Linked DNA regions of Homo sapiens: regions 2, 3 and 4 are each linked to region 1. A link is a contact called in ENCODE Hi-C or POLR2A ChIA-PET data. All regions are on one chromosome and are shown on one strand. Each heading gives the region's core, a stretch centred on a gene start or an enhancer-like site at or near the end of the contact. The rest is flanking DNA. Distances are from core to core; before and after follow the strand shown.

What was found. Hi-C counts contacts between places; a loop is a spot of excess contacts on that map. ChIA-PET counts read pairs that join two places held with the same protein, here RNA polymerase II (POLR2A). Pooled maps may share reads with other maps.
Region 2: a map of aorta shows a loop between it and region 1 (4-fold over the local background). The contact joins two enhancer-like sites. A Hi-C loop is called at or near these places in 1 of 168 maps with a recorded cell type or tissue (aorta) and 8 of 50 pooled maps. POLR2A ChIA-PET finds 5 or more read pairs at or near these places in 1 of 52 experiments (H1).
Region 3: a loop to region 1 is called in a map of heart right ventricle, with 2.4 times the contacts of the local background. The contact joins two enhancer-like sites. A Hi-C loop is called at or near these places in 3 of 168 maps with a recorded cell type or tissue (heart right ventricle, naive thymus-derived CD4-positive, alpha-beta T cell and sigmoid colon), 10 of 37 single-sample maps with no recorded cell type and 15 of 50 pooled maps. POLR2A ChIA-PET finds 5 or more read pairs at or near these places in 13 of 52 experiments (A673, GM12878, activated B cell and 6 more).
Region 4: a map with no recorded cell type shows a loop between it and region 1 (5-fold over the local background). The contact joins two enhancer-like sites. A Hi-C loop is called at or near these places in 4 of 37 single-sample maps with no recorded cell type and 7 of 50 pooled maps. POLR2A ChIA-PET finds 5 or more read pairs at or near these places in 5 of 52 experiments (A673, HEK293T, activated CD4-positive, alpha-beta memory T cell and 2 more).

What each region holds. Positions count from the first base shown.
Region 1 is chr12:112,074,454-112,078,181 of GRCh38, reverse strand. It overlaps NAA25 (N-alpha-acetyltransferase 25, NatB auxiliary subunit), which reads left to right. Exons shown (of 24, transcript NM_024953.4): 8 at 2,393-2,504; 9 at 3,418-3,507. Among named protein-coding and RNA genes, the nearest start is that of NAA25, 32 kb to the left of the region's middle. Within about 2 kb of position 2,406, at least 2 of the 41 ENCODE cell types and tissues checked have a DNase peak (open chromatin) inside an H3K27ac peak, as active enhancers do.
Region 2 is chr12:112,180,791-112,184,824 of GRCh38, reverse strand. It overlaps HECTD4 (HECT domain E3 ubiquitin protein ligase 4), which reads left to right. Exons shown (of 76, transcript NM_001388303.1): 61 at 1-638; 62 at 1,559-1,766. Among named protein-coding and RNA genes, the nearest start is that of MIR6861, 19 kb to the right of the region's middle. RefSeq lists enhancers at 1-262, 263-831 and a silencer at 1,286-1,580. Within about 2 kb of position 1,429, at least 4 of the 41 ENCODE cell types and tissues checked have a DNase peak (open chromatin) inside an H3K27ac peak, as active enhancers do.
Region 3 is chr12:112,139,328-112,143,271 of GRCh38, reverse strand. It overlaps TRAFD1 (TRAF-type zinc finger domain containing 1), which reads right to left. Exons shown (of 12, transcript NM_006700.3): 5 at 2,048-2,453; 6 at 977-1,183. Among named protein-coding and RNA genes, the nearest start is that of TRAFD1, 16 kb to the right of the region's middle. Within about 2 kb of position 2,336, at least 2 of the 41 ENCODE cell types and tissues checked have a DNase peak (open chromatin) inside an H3K27ac peak, as active enhancers do.
Region 4 is chr12:111,992,434-111,995,973 of GRCh38, reverse strand. The region is part of intron 3 of TMEM116 (transmembrane protein 116); the gene reads left to right. It also overlaps the pseudogene SLC25A3P2. Among named protein-coding and RNA genes, the nearest start is that of TMEM116, 19 kb to the left of the region's middle. Within about 2 kb of position 2,258, at least 3 of the 41 ENCODE cell types and tissues checked have a DNase peak (open chromatin) inside an H3K27ac peak, as active enhancers do.

The DNA of each region.
Region 1 (3,728 bases), core at 1,157-3,656:
TTTAAACATTTTCTTAAAGCTTTTTTTTTTTCCTATTTAAACATGAAAAATGTTTATTGTAGAAAATTTCCACATAAGGATATAAAGACATAAACACTTTTGATCATTTTGTTATATTCTTCCAGACTTTTCTGTATGTTGTAAATTTATTTTTAAAAATGTTTTTACTTGAAAATAACAGATTCAGAAACTTCAAGGAGTGTGAAAGGTTATACTCCAGATCTCTAGCCGTCTTCCCCTAGGTTTTCCTCCAGTTACACTTTATATTCTTGTAAAGATTCATCTTCCCCACTTTTTTTTTTAAACACGAATGAAAACATAATATACCTGGCTCATAGAATAATCTTATTCAGTTAGCACAATGTTTTTATTTAAAAAAAATTTTTCTTTAAAAATTTTAAATTAATTAATGCCCCTCTAGTCAGGATTTGTACTCTGTAGATACCGCAAACATTCCTTCTTTATTTGTATGTCTGTCTTATGAAGGCATTTGAGTTTGTGACCTCTGCTGTGCATACTCTTATACCCATACTTTATTTTTATTATTTATTTATTTATTTTAAAGAGATGAGGTCTCACTGTTTTGCCCAGGCTGGACTTGAACTCCTGGGCTCAAGTGATTCTCCCATCTCAGCCTCCCAAGTAGCTAGGACGACGGGCACACACCACCACACTGGGCTCCATTATTTCTTTCTTTCTTTTTTTTTTTGGAGACAGAGTCTCACTCTGTGGCCAGGCTAGAGTGCAGTGGTGCGATCTCGGCTCACTGCAACCTCTGCCTCCTGGGTTCAAGTGATTCTCCTGCCTCAGCCTCGTGAGTAGCTGGGACTACAGGCACACACCACCACGCCCAGCTAATTTTTGTATTTTTAGTAGAGACGGGGTTTCAACATGTTGGCCAGGCTGGTTTCAAACTCCTAACCTCAAGTGATCTGCCTGCCTCTGCCTCCCAAAGTGCTGGGATTACAGGTGTGAGCCACCACGCCTGGCCTCCATTATTTTATTATTATTATTATTATTTTAACTAAATAGTATTTCCTAGAGATAAAGTTCACTACCTCACTCCTTTAATAACTGTCCAGTGTTCCACAGTGTGAATGTAGAAATTTACTTAACCAGTTTTTGATGGATATTTAGGCTACTCACAAGAAACTTCTTGTTTTTTTTTGTTGTTGTTGTTGTTTTTGAGACAGGGCCTTGCTCTGTTAGCCAGGCTAGAATGCAGTGGCATCATCACAGCTCACTGCAGCCTTGATCTCCTGGGTTTAAGTTATCCTCTCACCACAGCCTCCTAAATAGTTAGGACTCCAGGCGTATGCCATCAAACCTGGCTAATTTTTATATTTTTTGTAGAGGTGGGGTCTCAATATGTTGCCCAGGCTGGTCTCGAACTCCTGGTCTCAAGCGATCTGCCTGCTTCAGCCTCCCAAAGTGCTGGGATTACTACAGGTGTGACCTGTCAGGCCTGGCCCTTTTTTTTTTTTAAACTACATTATAGCTCTATGGATAGTAAAAAGTTAGATTCTCAACAGGAAATTCATAATGTAATTTTTGGTATCCTTAATCTGCTAAACAGTTGGGCAAATCTAATTTGGTCAGAACTATCATCCTAGTTTTTTTGTTTTCAGTTGTTTGGAAAGATTTGATTCCTCTCCACTCTTTTTTGTCTTCTTCCAACATCTCATCTTTCTTAGCTCATGTCAGCTCAGTCCTCTTTGATGTTTTGGAACTGTATGGATGGGCAGCTTGTCTATGGACTAAATTTACTAGTCCCTAGATGCTGTTGGGATTTTATAAGTATATCCCATGTACTATTAATAGATGTTCAACCCAATACATTGTGAAACCTATCCTTTTACAAAGAAAATGATTATAAAAATTTACTGTCAGTAATGTACTTTTTTCTTTGAAGTAAAATAATCTTTAATAAGATAGTAGTAGTTTGTATGTAATAGTGGTCCCATTTTCTAAGAGAGTGAATAAGAAAATGTGACATTTAGGCCGGGCCCGGTAGCTCACAGCTGTAATCCCAGCACTCTGGGAGGCTGGGATGGGTGGATCACCTGAGGTCAGGAGTTTAAGACCAGCCTGGCCAACATGGTGAAATCCTGTCTCTACTAAAAATACAAAAATTAGCCAGGCGTGGTGGCAGATGCCTGTAATCCCAGCTACTTGGGAGGCTGAGACAGGAGAATCGCTTGAATCCAGGAGGTGGAGGTTGCAGTGAGCCAAGATCGTGCCATTGCACTCCAGCCTGGGTGACAAGAGTGAAACTCCATCTCAAAAAAAAAGAAAAGAAAATGTGACATTTTCCTTCTTGTGGTTGGACTCTATTCTGGTTATTGAGCAGAAATGAAACCAGCTTACCAACTTTTATAACTTTTGATTTTAGAGAAGTTGACAAGTGAGATTCAGAGTCGGGAAAATAAATGCATGGCTATGTACAAGAAGCTGAGCAGGTGGCCAGAGTGCAATGCCCTTTCCCGGCGCCTCTTACTAAAAAAGTGAGTAAAAGCTTTCTTTTGTACCATTTGACTGTAGTGAGGCTTTAAGACCTCACTATTGATTTTCTTGGTGTCTGTGTTTTGAAGTTTCTGGGCATAAAGTCTTCTTATAGTAGTTGTGTCCTGCATGTTTCTAAAAGTTTTTAAGGAGCCTTCATCTTTCAGTAGAGTATTATAATGGTACTTGTAGGCTGGGCATGGTGGCTCATGCCTATGATCCCAGCACTTTGAGAGGCCAAGGTGGGCAGATCACTTGAGGTCAGGAGTTTGAGACCAGCCTGGCCAACATGGCGAAACCCTGTCTTTACTGAAAATACAAAAATTAGCTAGTTGTGGTGGTGCGTGCCTGTAGTCCCAGCCCCTCGGGAAGCTGAGGCACAAGAATCGCTTGAACCTGGGAGGCAGAGGTTGCAGTGAGCTGAGATCATGCCACTGCACTCCAGCCTGGGTGACAACAATGAGACTCCATCTCAAAAAAAAAAAAAAGATACTTGTGCCACCATGGTGCTGAATTCTAGTTAGGGCTTAAGAATGAACACTGAAAATCATTAATTTCTCAAATTCAGTATTCCCCTAAAAGAGAGAGGCTTCATTCTTTGCTACAACACTTCTCTCCCCTTCCCTCTATTTTGGAAGTGCTTATGTGGGGACTTTTCTGTTATGAATATTAGTTTTCTAGACCTGGTCATTTTATTGAAGGAAAGAGTAGTTTACTACTCTTTACAAATACAAAGTAGTATTACTTTGAAAATGCCCTTTTAGATTTGCAAAGGAAACATGGAGTGGGTGGGGGTAAGCCAACCTACTACATACTAAAATATAACTTACAAAATAAATTGAATATCATGGTTCCTAAGGAAGATCTGTCACAACTTGGGTTTAATCCTGTGTGCATCATTCAATCTGATTTTAGCTCAGATGACTGGCAGTTCTATCTGACTTATTTCGATTCTGTCTTTCGACTGATTGAAGAGGCCTGGAGTCCTCCTGCTGAAGGTGAACAGTAAGTTGTCTTCTTTCCTGAATTATAACAGCACTTTTTAATATAGTGTAGTGAAAGGATTTCATTATAAGCCAATTGAATTCTCTTTTTCTGTCTCAATAAAGTATTCCTTTCAAAGTAAGACATTTTTTCATATTTTTTAAAGTATAAAATACACAAGTTCATTCTAAAAATCATGTTAGTGCCAAAATATGTGGTGTGCTAATTTCCACTTATCCTAC
Region 2 (4,034 bases), core at 180-2,679, 110 kb before region 1:
CCATCGCCGATGCCTGCCAGGCCCTGGTGGGCCCCACCGCCCACAGCCGCTTGCTGGTGATCTCCGGGATCCCCACCCACCTGGACGAGGGCGTAGTCAGAGGCGCCATCCGCAAGGCCTGCAACGCCCACGGCGGGGTCTTCAAAGACGAGATCTACATCCCGCTGCAGGAAGAAGACACCAAGAAGCCAAAAGACAAGGCCGAGGGCGGGGACGGGAAAGTTGAGCCCGAGAAGACACTGGCCTTCCCCGGCACAGACAGCATGGAGGTCAGCACGTCCAGCAGCCTGACCCCCGCCATGAGCATCAGCGCCTCCGCCTCCACCAGCCAGGCCTCCATCTGCAGCTCGCAGGGCATCTCCCAAACCGTCAGCGACCTCTCTGTGGATCCGCTGCCTGCCGGCCTCGAGCTGCCCATCCCTCCGGGCCTGTTGGAGCCCCACGCGGTGTCCAGCCAGGAAAGCCTGGACATTTCCCTGTGCAGCACCGGCAGCCTGGGCAGCCTGGGCAGCCTGGGGGAGCCCCTGGACAATGCAGAGACGGCCTCGGTGTCGGACATGGGCTCCATGTACACAGTCACTTCCCTGGACAACCAGCCCCTCGCCGCCCGCCCCATCAAAGGCTTCGCAGTCGTGGAGGTAACAGCTTTCAAGCCTCTGCAACCACTAAATCATGACCCATTTCAATCCCCCAAGCCTCTTTAAATCTTCCAAAGTTATTTCCTAGTAGGTAATGGTGGAGCGGTTGGGGGCTCCCTGGGGCAGCCCTTGGAATGAGCACAGTGAGGCTGCTTGGGGTAACGTCTCTGAGTGACACCAAGTCCCATATCACGAAGTAAAGGGGAGCCAGAGGGCTCAGGGCCTGGCCTTCCGCGGTGGGTGGGCGCCATCAGTGCATTCTGACTCAGCCCCATCGCATCTTGAATGGCCTTGGGTTCTTTTTGTTCTTTTTGGTGTTGCCATTGGCAGGAGGGATGGTCACTGAGCAGCATGAGAATAGACTCCTGCCATTCTGTCCCAGGTGATTCTGAGTTTCAGATGACCTGCATGCTAGTGAGTCATAGTTCCACTTCAGGATCCCATGTATTCCTTAGGCCTCGCCGTTTAGAAATCCTGCATCAGAGCCTTTCTGTGCTTTTGCATAACAGTAAGGTAGGGAACTGACATGCATTACTCTCCCAGCAGGCTCTGCAAGGAGGGTTGAAGGATCAAGCAGCTGGTTTCTTTCCTAGAATCACTTCTTTGAATCCATCATCCTCCTTCATGGGGACTTCCTCAGAGTTAGGCATGAATTTTTCCTCCCTGGGAATCAGAGTAAAGCCACAGACCTGGCTGGGGTTTAGTGACAGAGATTTCAGGTTGAGTCATTTGCTAAAAGTCACTGTTGTTGGCCTGTGGGAGAAAGTTTCCCAGGAGGTCCAGCTCACCAGAGTAGGGCAGCTTTCACATCTCTGCAGATGAATAGAGGGTTTCCAGGAAAAGGTGGGAGGGAGAAGTTCACTCACACTGAATGACTGGTCAAGCTACTCAAATCCTGACCCTGTTCTCTGTTCACACAGATAAGATCCCGAGCCAAAATTGAGAAAATTCGAGCAAGTTTATTTAACAATAATGACTTGATTGGTTTGTCAAGTTTGGATGGTGAAGATGAATTGATGGAAATGTCAACAGAAGAGATTCTAACCGTGTCTGTAGTAAATCAGAGTCTCTTTGATACTCAAGGGAGCCCAGGGTTAGAAGATTATTTCAATGATAAGTCAATTAAAGGTGGGTTCTGGATTTGTTTTTAATCTGTAGACTTTTTGTGGAGCAATTTTAGGCTCACAGAAAAAAATCTGCATTAAAATCTCCTCCCCTCCCCAGTATCCCCTATTTTTAACATCTTGCATTAAAGAGAAATTTGGCAGCTACTCCTGGGTTGCAGATTTTGAAAACAATTCAGAGAGTGTTGGTGAGATGGCACAAGAGGCTCCATTGTTTGTCAGTGGGGGCTGGTTATGTGCATCTTTGTATGATGTGAAAAGAAATGTTCCCCCTTCTCCCAGCTGTCAGGGCGCTGAAGGCCGTGGGGGCAGCCCCTGCCACAGGCCTGCCGCGTTCCAGCTGGAGAGGCTACCAGGGGTGGCTTTGCGCCGCCTGCAACAGGCTTGAATGTGGGCTTGTATTCAAGTCATTTTTTCCTTTTTGTCTAGCCAGCCTTCCCCTGGTTCAAGTGCAGTGTATTTATTTTGTTCTGTCCTGTGCAGCTAGAACATTGCTGGTAATTATTTCATCATATGCTTGAGGACAGCTCATGCGTCCCCCTTGTAAACTGACTCCTGGGAAAGAAACAGTTCCGTCCCTTTTTTCTCCGAAGTCCCATTTTCCAGCCCTTTTGCCATTCTGGTGGCTCTTTTGTGGAGCAAATTCTGCTTCCCCACTAATTTCTTTTTTTTTTTTTTAATTCCTCTTTTTTTCCTTTTTTAATTCATTTTTTCTTTTTAAAATTCTTTTCTTTAAAAAAAATTATTTTATTTATTATTTGTACAGAGAGGGTCTTCCTATGTTGCCCGGGCTGGTCTCAAACTCCTAGGCTCAAGCAGTCCTCCAGCCTCGGCCTCCCAAAGTGTTAGGACTATAGGCGTGAGTCATCACACTGGCCTTAATGTAATTCTTTAATGTTTGAAATTTCATCTTAGAGTTGCTATGTTGTTCTATGTTTTTGAAGTATAAAATTGTAATCTTTTTTTTTTTAAGACAGAGTCTCGCTCTGTCACCCGGGCTGGAGTGCAGTGGTACAATCTCAGCTCACTGCAACTTCCACCTCCTGGGTTCAAGCAATTCTCCCTGCCTCAGCCTCCCCAGTAGCTGGGATTACAGGTGCACGCCGCCATACCCAGCTAATTTTTGTATTTTTAGTAGAGACGGGGTTTCACCATGTTGGCCAGGCTGGTCTCGAACTCCTGACCTCAGGTGATTTGCCCGCCTTGGCCTCCCAAAGTGCTGGGATTACAGGTGTGAACCACTGCGCCCAGCCAAAACATGTAATATTGAGTAGAGGTTTTGTTGTTTTAAATTATTACCCCAGGCCGGGCACGGTGGCTCATGCCTGTAATCCCAGCACTTTGGAAAGCCAAGGCAGATGGATTGCTTGAGCCCAGGAGTTTGAGACCAGCCTGGTCAGCATAGTGAGACCTCGTCTCTACAAAAAATGAAATAAGCTGGGCGTGGTGGCGTATGCCTGTAGTCCCAGCTACTCAGGAGGCTAAGGTGGGAAGATCACTTGAGCCCAGGAGTCGAAGGCTGCAGTGAGCTGAGATCACGCCACTGCACTCCAACCTGGGTGACCCCATCTTTAAAAAAAAACATGGTTACCCCAATCATGAAATCTGGAAATGTTCCCTCAGAGGTAGGATCAGGGTGAGGTAAGTGAGATCTTGGGTACACAATTTAATGGGGCTCCAAAAAACTCAGTCAGTAAGAGAAATAATATTGTAGTATAGTTTTTTTAAAGTCAAAATTAAAGTATCCATGATCAGCAAAGTGTTAAAATTTTAAATAAAGATAGGATTAGCATTACTGATCTTTTTCTCTTCCTCAGGCTCTGATATGGGTCAGCACAGCACTGTAAATATTTTGTTCATCATGGAGGTTTTTTTACGTTAATTTTTTTTTTTTTGAGATGGAGTCTCACTCTGTCACCCAGGCTGGAGTGCAGTGGTGCGATCTCAGCTCACTGCAACCTCCACCTCCCGGGTTCAAGCAGTGGAGGCTGGACTCGAACTCCTGACCTCAGGTAATCCTGCGGAGGCCTGCCTCGGCCTCCCAAAGTGCTGGGACTACAAGCGTGAGCCACCGTGCCCAATTTTTTTTTTTTTTTAGCTGACAAGTGCTACTAAATAATTTTGACTGATTAAAATACTGCAGTAAAGTATTGTTTATCTTGATGACTGAGGTTTTTGGCGTTTTCTTAAATCTTGCCTGGCATTGAGCAAAGACCTCGGTGGGCTCACCCTGGTCCCAGCCTTGTCCCACATTGGCGTGCGTTTTGCCCCC
Region 3 (3,944 bases), core at 1,087-3,586, 65 kb before region 1:
CCGTCTTTACTAAAAATACAAAAAATTGGCCGGGTGTAGTGGTGGGCGCCTGTAGTCCCAGCTACTCGGGAGACTGAGGCAGGTGAATGGCGTGAACCCGGGAGGCGGAGGTTGCAGTGAGCCGAGATCGTGCCACTGCACTCCAGCCTGGGCAACAGAGGAAGACTCTGTCTCAAAAAAAAAAAAATTAGCCAGGCGTGATGGCACATGCCTGTAATCCCAGCTACTCAGGAGGTTGAGGCAGGAGAATCACTTGAGCCCAGGAGGCAGAGGTTGCAGTGAGCCGAGATCGTGCCATTGCACTCCAACCTGGGCAACAAGAGCAAAACTCCATCTCCAAAAAAAAAAAAAAATGTTCAGAATAGTATAGCAAATACCCATATACTCCTCATCTATATTCACAAAGCTTAATATTTCCTCACATTACTTTTATGTATTTTTCCCCTGAACTATTTGAGAATAAGTTTGAACACATAACATTTTATTCCTAAGTACTTCATCATGTGCCTTTGAAGAACAAGGGCACTGCTTTCTCCTATGTAAACAATACGGATGTCACTCTCAGCAACTTTAATGTAAGTTCTCTACTTGTACAATAATGTCCTTTAGAGCCTTTTTTTTTTGAGACAAGGTGTCACTCTGTCACCAGGCTGGAGTGCAGTGGCACAATCTCAGCTGACTGCAACCTCTGCCTCCTGGGTTCAAGCATTCACCTGTAATCCCAGCTACTTGGGAGGCAGAGGCACGAGAATCACTTGAACCCAGAAGGCAGAGGTTGCAGTGAGCCGAGATCATTACATTGCACTCCAGCCTGGGTGACAGGGCGAGACTGTCCCAAAAAAGAAAAGAAAAAAGAAACAAAAAAGAGTAAGGCAAATTCTATTTCATTAAAATCTTTCAATTGTATAAGAATTGTATAACCTAAGACTTACAAAAACTGTAGAGAAAGAGGCTAGTGCAGAATAAGCAAGCCTACCCTTTATGTCACTGAGAGACCTGGGACCGCCATGAGACTGGTCGGCCTCACATACGGCCCTCCAGAAGTCCTGCTCTGCCACACTGGAGGCTTGGCCTTCATTTTGCAGACTTAGGGCCAACATGAAGTCCAAGTTTGCACTCTCTTCACCACCCTCTTTGGGGGGCTGTTGGCCTCTATTCCTTTCCTGCCTCTCTTGTTCTTCAACTGAAAAAAAAAAACCAACCAACATTCAGGATACATTAGAAATGTTACCACCCTCAACTCAAGTCCATGCCTAGCAAATAGTCAAGGTTTACAGGCATCCGGGAAGGAATAAAAATGACCATGTTCAACTAGCTCTCTTCACCCTCTGGGTCTCCTAGCTTTGAACATTAAAGTCTGCCCTGTGAAAAGGCTCCATTATTATTCTAACTGTATTATTAAGCAATATTACTGAGCCATAATTATGAGACAGGCACTGTGCTAAACATTTTATACTTATTTTCTGAATTACAGTAGAATGGTTTAAAGCACGAGGTCAGATTATCTGAATTCAAATCTCAGTTCTACCTTCAAATTTACCTACCTTCAAATAATGAGAGAATTAAATGAGTTAATACGTATAAAGCACTTTGCAAATGCCTAAGGGAAATAAGATACAGGTTGAGCATACCAATCCAAAAATCCAAAATTTGAAACTTTTTGGGCATCAATATGGCTCTCAAAGAAAATGCTCACTGGAACATTTTGGATTTCAGATTCTCAGATTTGAGATGCTCATCCAGTATATATAATGCAAATACTTCAAAAGCCAAACCACTTCTGGCCCCAAGTATTTTGGATAAGGGATACTCAATCTGTATAAGTGTTGGCTATTTACAACACTGTCATCATACTCACCATTATGAACCCTAACTATAATCCAATGGAGGTTATTTCCATTTTATAGGAAAGAGAGGTATTCTTCCCAGTGTTACTCAGCTACAGTCGGGTTTCTATAATCAAGATCTATCTGGCCCCAAAGCCCTGTTCCCATTTGCCTTGGGATTTTGATACCATTCTAGTTCCCTAATCCCAAGCACAACTCACACAGATTATTCTGAATTGAAACCTGGGCTGTAATGTTCCTTTGGTTGGTAGTTCTATTGTGGAAAACATCTGATTCAAAGGCTCTCAGGGGCCTTCGCGGCAGCCTCATGGGTGGGTCCAGAGCCTCAATTTGTCTGAGGAGTTGGGATGCAATCCAGATTCCATCCTGACCCCAAGATTCATCATATGCATTAGGAGGTATGGCAACCTCATTTCTCTTTTCCTCCCCCTCTCTCCCACAAACTTCAGGGTGAGTCTTCAGATCTTTCACAAGGACATTGCGACCACAGTTGCCACATAGTTCCGTCCGGGCACCACAATAATCTTCATGTTCCTTCAGTTTGAGAATGGAAAGTTCTAAATCACAGTGCTGGCAGACAGCAAGCCGCAAAGGGCACTCAGTCTCCTACAAAACAGAGGAATGAGGCAGTTAATATGCATATCTAGGAGAGGTGTGTTTTAGTATAGGGCAAGGAAAGCCAAGAGTATCTACTGCAATCTTCTCTTCCAACCCTTGATTCTCCTACCCTTTTTTAATGTATTTAATTATTTAAGAGTCACAGCTTCCCCTTTTGTTCCTGCCACAATGTTCTATAAAGGAAAATAAAATATTAGAGGGAGCCCACTACTCAGCCACCCTAACTATCATATTGTTTTGTGCACACATTACTTAGTAATCTAAAACCAGCCAGAGAAGCCCAGGAGCAAATAACAAGAATCATAGCAAGTCAGATGTTTGTCAAAGCTCCAATGTCCCTGTCCCCTACCAACTATTCCAATTCAGTCTTTTTTTTTTTTTTTTTTTGAGACAGTGTCTCGCACTGTCGCCCAGGCTGGAGTGCAATGGCGCAATCTTGGCTCATTGCGACCTCTGCCTCCCAGGTTCACACGATTCTCCTGCCTCAGCCTCCTGAGTAGCTGGGATTTCAGGCACACACCACCACACCCACTTAATTTTTTGTATTTTTAGTAGAGACGGGGTTTCACTATGTTGGCCAGGCTGGTCTTGAACTTCTGACCTTGTGATCCGCCCGCCTCAGCCTCCCAAAGTGCTGGGATTACAGGCTTGAGCCACCACGCCCGGCCTCCAATTCAGTCTTAAGTACCTAATAATGAGGAAAAGAAACTGCACTTTAGAAAGACACAGGTTTCTCTAACCTTCATATTTGTATTTAGCACAGGCTTTATTTTTCATTTATTATTATTATTTTTTGAGAAAGTCTTGCTGTCGCCCAGCGACAGAGTGGTGTGCATGGAGTGCATGGTGCAATCTCAGCTCACTACAACCTTCACCTCTCGGGTTCAAGCAATCCTTGTGCCTCAGCTTCCTGAGTTGCTTGGGACCACAGGTGCGTGCCACCACACCCAGCTAATTTTTTTGTATTTTTAGCACCGAAGGGGTTTCACCACGTTAGCCAAGTTGGTCTCAAACTCCCATCCTCAAATGGTATGAGCCACTACTCCTAGCAAATCCGTGTTATTTATCTAATAAAAGAACTTTGGGACCTGGGCAATGGCCCACGCCTGTAATCCCAGCACTTTGGGAGGCCAAGGCAGGCAGATCACCTGAAGTTAGGAGTTCAAGACCAGCCTGACCAACATGGTGAAACCCCACTCTACCAAAAATACAAAAATTAGCAGGGTGTGGTGGCATTCACCTGTACTCCCAGCTACTCGGGAGGCTGAGGCAGGAGAATTGCTTGAACCCGGGAGGTGGAGGTTGCAGTGAGCTGGGATAACACCACTGCACTCCAGCCTAGGTGACAGAGTGGAAAACAAAAAAAAAAAGCTTTTGAAAAAAAACTTTCTGAATTGGCATTATATCTACATGGTATCAAATTTTATTTTTTAATTTTAATTTTTCTTTTCTTTTTTTTGAGACAGGATCTCAGTGTCA
Region 4 (3,540 bases), core at 1,009-3,508, 82 kb after region 1:
TGACCTCCTGGGCTCAAGTGATCCTCCTGCCTCAGACTCCCAAGTAGCTGAGACCACAAGTGTGTGTCACCATGCCCAGCTAATTTTTTTATTTTTTATTTTATTTGTAGAGATGGAGTCTCACCATGTTTCCCAGTCTGGTCTTGAACTCCTGGGCTCAAGCAGTCCTCCTGCCTCGGCCTCCCAAAATGTTAGGATTATAGTCATATAGTCACTGAGCCTGACCTAGAACTGATTAGATGGAGTCTCACTCTGTCGCTCAGGCTGGAGTGCAGTGGCATGATCTCGGCTCACTGCAACCTCCGCCTCCTGGGTTCAAATGATTCTCCTGCCTCAGCCTCCTGAGTAGCTGGAATTACAGGCGCCCGCCACCATGCCCAGCTAATTTTTGTATTTTTAGTAGAGATGGGGTTTCACTATGTTGGCCAGGCTGGTTTTGAGCTCCTGACCTCAGGTGATCTGCCCACCTCCCAAAGTGCAGAGATTACAGACGTGAGCCACCATGCCCGTCCTAGAACTGATTTTTTGAGTGTAGTGTGAGATACAAAGTAGGGGCCTAATTTCATTTTTTTTTCCTGTATGGATACCCAATTGTTCTAGCTTCATATTTTGAAAAGACTGTCTCTTTTCCACTGATTGAAAAAGCCACTTATGTCATACATCAGAGATCTATATATATATTGCTGGGTTTAATTTGGGCTATTTTCATTTTATTCACCTATTTGTCCATCCCTGTACTAGTACCACAGTATCTTCACTCTAGGTCTATGTTAGTTTTTGTAGGGAGACCTCCTGAAACTATTGCTATGGAATAAAAGATGAAATGCTCCTGATTATTGTAAATACAAAATTGCATGCAGGATTTTGTAAAGACAATGCAAGGTTTGGCTGCCAGAATGAGCCAACAGTGCGTGATGTGCTTCTCCCTGCAGAGAGCCTATAAACGGACGTGCAGTCAGGGAGGTTTCACATCACCAAGATTACTATCCCAGAAAAGCAGATGTTCATAGCTCTGGGAATGCAATGCAACCCTTGTGGAGAGCCTATAAATAGACACATGAGGGGCGCTTGTTCATATGGATAAGATAGGGTTATAAACGCCCTTATCTTGCCACGGCTTTTCTGGGTCTCTTTAGGGTTAAGGCATACTCCCTTCTGAGAATTTGTGGTCTAACCGGTTGTTTCACATCCTGTTTCTGTTGATTGTTTGCAACCAGCTTTTGCTGCAAATATTACTGCTGATTAGTATCTTACTAAACATAGGTTATGGATAGACTGTGTTTCTGTTTTAAGGCTCTGTTAGAAATTGCTGACACACACACTATGTTGTAAATTCTTATCTCTGTATACTGTACTTATGCATACCGATGTTACATTAAAGAATTACTTCATCCCCATGTGATCATCTCACCTCATAATCAAATGACCCCCTAAATCCCTCACTAACCTACCCCCGCCCTCACTAAACTTAATAATAAATGCCAGTATATCCAGTGCATTGGCGGCATCACAGGACCAGAAGGCGGTGACGCCCTGGACCCAGCTTTCACTATTTTGTGTGTGTCTTTTATTTCTCGACCTGCCGATCCACCTGGGAACAAAGAAAGAGCCCCGTTGCATTGCGGGCTGCTGGCCAGATCCCACGATAAGTCTTAAGATGAGGTGGGGCAAGTTCTTCTTTTTTTTTCAAGAGTGTCTTGGTTATCTTAATATTTTATATTTCTTTCTTTTTTTCCTGAAGAGTTGGGTTTATTTCAATAGTAAATTTGAAACTCTTGACTTAAGTGAAAGTACTCTAGTAATTATATCAGGAATAGACAATTTCCTACACTGTCAAATATATGAAAGTTCCTTTTGTACGTTCTTCAACACTGATCAACAAGCAGTTTCAGTCCACATTTGCTTTGATCTGTCACTGAGTTAACCCAAGCTGCTTCTTCAGAGATTCTGGCATCTTGGGGGAGGGCAAGGGAGGCTGAAGTAGACCTTCACAGAATCATAGATAAACTACTGTAGTGCAGTCAGAGTACCAGTCATAATGATACAGACAAACATTCCCTTCCATACACCTTTAAATCCAAGTCTCTGGAGGACTTGAGAAGCACTGCTACCTTTTTCTTTATTCAACACAGATACCACAGAATCATCAGGGTGAGAAACAATTGCACAAAACACTCCAGGTATGTAACCTGCTACAAATGTTACAACCAGCTCCTCTGTCTTTGAACATTCACCACAGGGCTTCCGAACCACAAACTTGTACAATGCTTCAACAGTACCTTAAAAGCAGGCAAACTTCATCATGGCATATGCTATCTGTCTCATCCAGAGAGGAGCAACCCCTTTGTAGAATGTTTTTAGGCCTTCTTCCTTATACATCTTGGGAGCTGCATCCCTCAAAGTCTTGGTCTAACCTGGTTGGGTTTGAATTTGAACCTTAGCAGCTTCCATAGGGCAATTACAGCAAAGAATTCAGCACTGGCAGAGGCAGCCAAATACAGTGATGTGCACCAGAGATAACATGCTCTGGGAGTATGTTGCTATACAAGACTTTAAAGACTTCATAAAAGCCAAACTTGCAGAACACCTGCATGGAGTGGCCAATGAAAGTCAGAGCCTGTCCTTTAGCCAAAGAATGAACACCATCCTCCTTAAGTGTAACTGAGAATCCATTAAATATGCCCTTCTACTTTTGGGGGTCCACCTGCATACAGCATTTCACTAAACCCAGGGGAATGACCGCAGTGTGTGTCAGACCACAACCTAAGACCCCACGAGAGCCACACAATGCATAATACTTCGTGGAGTCAAATTCACAACTGTACTTTTATAAGGCAGCAGCTGCCAGGTTAAGAGAGCAGTGGGGGGGCCTTGCGGGTCTTGTGGGACCGCTGTGGAGGTCCGTGAGGCCATCGTCCACCAGCTGCAGGTGTGGCACATTGAAGGAGTTCACCCATGCCAGGTGTGCCATGGATGAGAGCTTCTCCCTAAGATGGCAAACACCCCACTGTTACTCCCTTGGATTGTGGCTCACAGGGTGATATTTTGTACTTCCACATCAGATTCAGAGTCAGCTTGTCAAGTTCCACAGGAAAATAGGTTGAGATTTCATTGAGATTGCATTTAATCTTTAGGAGTCCCTCAATAAATGGTTTATAATTTTCTCCATAGGACCAAAACTATTTTTAGATAAGTGGGAATGGGGATGCCAAAAGGAGAAGAATAAGAAGAGACAAATTTCACCAGTGTGGTCAGAAACCGAAAGGCAACACATACAGTTCATTCTGACATTTTTCAGTATTACTGACTTTTTACCCTGACTTTTTATTACTGTAAACGTTTTCATTTTCTTTAAGTCCTCAGCCACATCCCTAAACACTTAGCAGAATACCTCATTTCTTATATTTAGAAGATGTTTGGCTCATGCCTGTGATCCCAGCACTTTGGGAGGCCGAGGAGGGTGGATCACAAGGTCAGGAGATCGAGACCGTCCTGGCTAACACGGTGAAACCCCATCTCTACTAAAAATACAAAAAATTA